2 separate regions of the Mus musculus genome follow, and region 1 is linked to region 2. The links are chromatin contacts, found by POLR2A ChIA-PET in ENCODE. All regions are on one chromosome and are shown on one strand. The core of a region is the stretch at or near the end of the contact, and the rest is flanking DNA. Distances in the headings are between cores, read along the strand shown.

Evidence for each region. ChIA-PET counts read pairs that join two places held with the same protein, here RNA polymerase II (POLR2A).
Region 1: POLR2A ChIA-PET joins it to region 2 with 10 read pairs in embryonic stem cell. The contact joins the promoter of Zfx here to the promoter of AU015836 in region 2. POLR2A ChIA-PET finds 5 or more read pairs at or near these places in 2 of 5 experiments (Patski and embryonic stem cell).

What each region holds. Positions count from the first base shown.
Region 1 is chrX:94,122,151-94,124,962 of GRCm38, forward strand. It overlaps Zfx (zinc finger protein X-linked), which reads right to left and starts at 1,257. Exons shown (of 9, transcript NM_001044386.1): 1 at 918-1,257.
Region 2 is chrX:93,967,174-93,970,026 of GRCm38, forward strand. AU015836 (expressed sequence AU015836) reads left to right here and starts at 1,483. Exons shown (of 3, transcript NR_028320.1): 1 at 1,483-2,757.

The DNA.
Region 1 (2,812 bases), core at 7-2,506, 150 kb after region 2:
ACCTCTGAGAAAATAAAGTCCTAAGAAAATGTCTCCGGCTCCACTACTGCCACCGCGGCAGATCACCCTGAAGCGGCAGCAAAGCGCCGGGAAAAGGCTCGGAGCCCCGGGGCCATACAGATGAGGTGGCTCCAGCGCCAAGACGGCCGCGATGGCCGCCTGCGGCAGCTCAACTGAAACACAGCGGAAACAGCAGCCAGTCACGGGGCTGTGGGAGGCTGGGCAGGAAGGTGGCGCTGCCGCCAAGCGCCTGGGATCCAAGTGCTCATCATGGCGACGAGGGCAATGGCCGCCATGGGGAGCGAACACGCCCCTGCGCGCACACTCGACGCCGCGCCCGGGCTCCGGTCCCCGTAGCTAGCGCCGCCGCGGCCCGCTCTCACACCCCCCCTCACGGGCTGTAGCGGAATTTTCTCCTCAGACGCCGCCTTCAAAATGGCGGCTCCCCCTCCCGGCAACCCCCTCCGTCGTAGCCTGCAGCAGGCGCCGGCCGGCCGCCATCTTGTCCCCCGTCCCTCTTCCCCCCCCCCTCGCCGATATTTACATAGCGAAAATCGGCCGGGCCGGCCTGCGGCCTTCACCTCATGCCTGCAGCCTTAGCCTCCTCGCCAGGCCTCGCCCCCGCACGGTGCCCCGGGTCGGCCACGTCGCCCACCCGGGACCCCTCAGCCGCCTCCCCAACCGCCGGGCGGCACTGCCCCGGTCCCCGCCCGTTTCCAGAACGCGCCTCGACCGCCGTTCTGAGCGCCCGGGCGCCACCCCGGGCCTAACTGCGGCCTCCTCGGGGCCTGCTCGGCGTCGCGCGCCACGCCGCCCGGCCTAGCGCGGGAGGGCGCCTTGCGGGCCGCCGAGCAGGCCGAGAGCAGGCCGCCGCGCGCGCACCAGGCCCTACGGCCGCAGTGGCGCCCCGGACTCACCGGACGGTCGTGCGGCGGTCGGCGACGGTGGCGGGTGCTGCAGGCCGGCCTTTCTCTGGAGCACTGGGCCGGGCTCCGGCTGGTGGGGCGGGCGGAGGGAGGGAGGAGGGGCCGAGCTCGGAGCTGACAAAAAGCGGCCCAGCTCCCCGGCACGGGCCCGCCGTCAGCACGTCACGTCACCGCCGGGGAGAGAGACCCAGGAAAATGCGGAAGGGTAGCTGGGCCCCCTCCTCCGCCCGGTGGGTCCCGCTGACGCCCCGGGTTGGCGCCCTTCACGCCCCGCAACCGGGGAGCCCAGTGGCCTCGCTGCGGCGGGGTCTCCGGCGGCCCGAGTTTCCGTGACAGCGCCCCCCTTCTTTCCACCTCCGCGCTCCCGCCCGCCACCGCCGCCACACACGCGCCGCCGCCGCCGCCTCGGCTGTAAAATCCGCACGAGGCCGTGGCCCACCGACACCGTCGAGAGGCGGGAGGCCCGGGCCACCCCCCACCATGTTTGTGGGCCGCGGCCACCCCCCGGGGGCCTTCGGGGACACCTACCGCCTCTCCGCGAGGGTCCCGGCCTGAGGCGGTGGCTCGAGTTGTTTGCAGGCCCGCAGACCCCCCTCCCGCCGTAAATGTGTGTGTGTGCGGTGTGTGTGTGTTTTCATCCCCGGTGCCTGGGGATGAAGATAAATTTAGCAACCCTCGCCGTCCCCTGCCTTCCCTTTAAAAAAAAAAAAAAAAAAAAAAACAACTTTGAAACAAAATGAAAATGGCCTTGCCAATTTGAATGGTGCAGGCAGAGTGTTGGGGGGGTACCTAGAATAACAACCAAACCCGGTAATTTTTTTTTTAATAAATAAGCTTTCTGTCGGGAAGCCAAATTGGTCTCTTTTTATGGGGGGGGGGGTTAGGTACATTTTGAAGCCTTTAGCACACTGCAGAGAATAGAGATTTTTAGTGCTATAGAAACTACACGTGTGTTACACTGGAAGTCTATGGATCATAACTTTTATGTATGTAATAATGCTATAACACTCTACAATTATCGAGATTTTTTTAAATAAAATTCTTAAGTCTCTTAAACTTTAAGAAGATAAAGAAGTGAAAGTATCTGATTCAACAAAATATTTATAAACTTAAAAATAGGAGTTTTGTGTTTTTCTCAATCCAGATCACTATGTGGCATTTTTTTTTTGCCAGACAGGGTTTCTCTGAGTAGTCCTAGCTGTCCTGAAACTTAACTTTGTAGACAAGGCTGAACTCAAGAGATCTACCCGCCTCTGCCTCCCAAGCGCTAAGATTAAAGGCATGGGCCACTACCACCGAAAAACATTAAACTATATAGTTTGTACATTACTGTAGACTCTAACATGATAGAACTTTTTGTGGTGTACTGGGGGACATAAGACAGTGGATATTTCGGGATATAGCCAATTTCTTGCCTCGGCCTCCCAAGTGCTGGGATCACAGACGTGTGCTCAGACACCCAGCTTGACATATTGGTAGACAGTGTTGATAGCTGTTTTCCCATAGTTAAGACATCTTTAAAGAACAAAAAGGATAAAGCAAATTGCAAACTGGGGTGAGGTGTCTTTAAACATATTCTAAGAATGTAAATTGTTTCATCAGCTTACAATCATAAAATTGTTTTTAAAAGGGAGACAGGCATGATAACTCAAACCTGTAATGTCCACAATCCAAAAAGGATTTTGGCAAGTTTCAGGCCAGACTGTGGTATATTCAGTGAGATTCTGTCACACACACACACACACCTAAGGGCCTCTACTTAATGTGAGCGCGCGTGCGTGTGTGGTGTGGTGTGGTGTGTATGTGTGTGTGTGTGCTCTCTTAGGTAGAACCTATACTAAGAACAGAAATTAGCATGGACAATGGGAGAAGATGGCATAAATCTG
Region 2 (2,853 bases), core at 233-2,732:
CCACCCCACCCCACCCCCCACTGGAAACTACCAGCCACTAAACAACAGAATGACCGAATGACTGAACATCATTGTGATGGGTGCCGGCAGTGGCCAACTCATTTTCTATTCTGGAAGCTATAACTGAATTCAACTTGCAAAATTAACAAATAAAAAGGTGTGTCCCTGACCAGGGAGCATTAAGGACCACCTGTTTAATTTTAAAACAATAACCAAACAAAATAAGAAATGCAGGGTTATAATTCAGGCCTGTTACCCAAGGAGCTGATAGGGTTAGCAGCCCCATAGAAGGAACAACAATATGAACTAACCAATAACCCCCAGAGCTCCCAGGGAATAAACCACCAACCAAAGAAAACACATGGTGGGACTCGTGGCTCTATCTGCATATGTAGCAGAGGATGGCCTAGTCTGTCATCAGTGGGAGGAGAGGCCCTTGGTCCTGTGAAGGGCTCTATGCCCCAATATAAGGGAATGCCAGGACCAGGAAGCAGAAGTGGGTGGATTGTTGAGCAGGGGGAGAGCAGAAGGGATAGGGGATTTTCGGAGGGGAAACCAGGAAAGGGGATAACATTTGAAATGTAAATAAATAAAGAAAATGTCTAATAAAAAGTAAATAAATAAATAAAAATAATTCAGGCCTGTGTTTTGATAAAGCAGGGTTGCCATCTTTTATTGTTGTCTGTCCCTCAGGAGAAAAATCATTAAAAGGAAATATTAATTTTCCTTTGTACTGACATTAAATAATTCATATTTCCCTTAATTTACAACATACCAACAATCACCTTATTTCAGAGTTAGAAAATTGTTCAGATTATATTTATGGAAGAGAATCTTAAAAATCACAGAGTCTAAGAACCTACGCCAGCCTACTCAATAATAATAATGTTCAGGTGAGAACTTGGGAATGTTAACTTTAGCAAGCCATCAGATGATCCCTATGTTCAGCCAAGTTTGCAATTAGCTGATGCAGAGGTAAGGAAGGAAAAGTGGGTGAGACTTTTCCTCAAAAAAGTGGAGCTTTGTAACCAAATGCCTGATCCAGGGTACTTAGGAAGTAAAGAGAGCTTTGTTTTGGCTCATGGTTCTGGAGATTCAAGTCTACGAATAGAAGGCAGTATCAGACACATTATCATCCAGGATGCAAAGGGCCTGAGAGATTTTAGACTCTTTATTCCCCTCACAGGTATACCCTCAATTACCTAAGGATGTCCACTAATTTCTACAAGGGATGCTTAAAGCCCCACAGGGACTGCCCAGCAAGTAGCACCACCCTGGGGACCTAGCTTTTCCATGTAGACCTTTGAGGGGTACTCATCCAAAGAACAGGAGGTTAGGTTTTCCTTTGAAAAATACTGAAGGCCAGCAGCAAGCAGGCCTGAAGGGGCGGATCTGTGCCGGCCTTAGAACCGCCCCTCCAGGCCTGAGGAGGGGCGAGGGAGGTCACAGCCTGAAGGTGTATCAGCTACCGCCACGCCTTCCAGCATTTCGAGCTCAGAGCTGCAAGCTGTTAGTTGGGAGCACCAGCACTGCGAAGCAGTACCCGGAGCTACCATGGCCTACAGCCCGCAGGAAGAGAAAGATAAAGTTGTATTCGTGACCAAAGAAGACCACGAAAGTCCCAGCAATGCCGAGCTGGTGGTTGACGAGCCCAATGATCCCCATGCAGAGTATGGACTGATACTGCCAAGTGGCAGCATTAACTGGAATTGCCCGTGCCTTGGAGGAATGGCCAGCGGCCCCTGTGGAGAACACTTCAAGTCTGCCTTTTCCTGCTTCCACCACAGCACCGAAGAAGTCAAGGGGTCCGATTGTGCAAGTGAGTACCAGGCCTTGAAGGAGTGCATGCAGAAATACCCAGACATCTATCCTCAAGAAGAGAATGAGAGCGAGAGCGAGGACGACAACTCGGACATCTACCAGGAGGCCCTGCAGGATGAGGAGGAGGAGGAGGAGGAAGAGGACGATGATGTCGATGACTACTACTACGAGGGGCTTGAGAATGCCGAGGTAGAGGAGGAGGAGGAGGAGGAGGAAGATGAAGATGACTATTACTACGAAGTAGAGGAGTATGAGGAGGAGGAGGAGGAGGAGGAGGAGGATTACTATCACGAGAACAACTATTACAACAATAACGACTACTATGACGATGAAGACTACTACCAGTACGAAGACAACTATTATAAGGACGAAGATGATGAAATCTACTACGAGGCTGACTACCAGGAGGAGGGAGAGGATGAAGAGGACGAAGAGGATGAGGATGCTTTCTATGAGGCTAACTATTTCGGTGAGGAGGATGAAGAGGAGCCAGCGGAGCCAGCTGAGCCAGCGGAGCCAGCCAAACCCAAGGAGGAAGCAGACGCCGCTGAGGCCTCCTCTGGAGGCAAATTGCAGTACTTCAGCGCCTGAAGGCCACAAGCCCCAGCTGCTGCCCATTTACTTAGCCACAGAACTTTCTGCACTATGAACGCCTGCCTTTCGATCGCTTGCTCTCTCTCTCAATGAAAGTATCCTTTCCTCTCTTGTTTTATGCACTGTAATATAGAAAATAACTTACTTTGATGATCGAGGTCTTGGCGGCTTGCCTGACCCTGAAGAAAAGAGGGGTGTGTGTGTGCACCTACATTATACAGAAACTTACCCTCAACACTAGGCCACTGCTGAACTGTCCTCTCTGAGTGCCCTGGATTCTGCCACTTTGAAATTATGTGAAGTTTCTCAACAGTCAAGAGCCGTTACTCAGAAAAGTCTCTCGTAAGTAAGCCGATTTATGCTGACCCATTGTATCCCTTTTAGTAGGTTTTATGTCTCTTTGGGAAATTAAGTAGAGGCCAAAACGTCTTCCTTAAG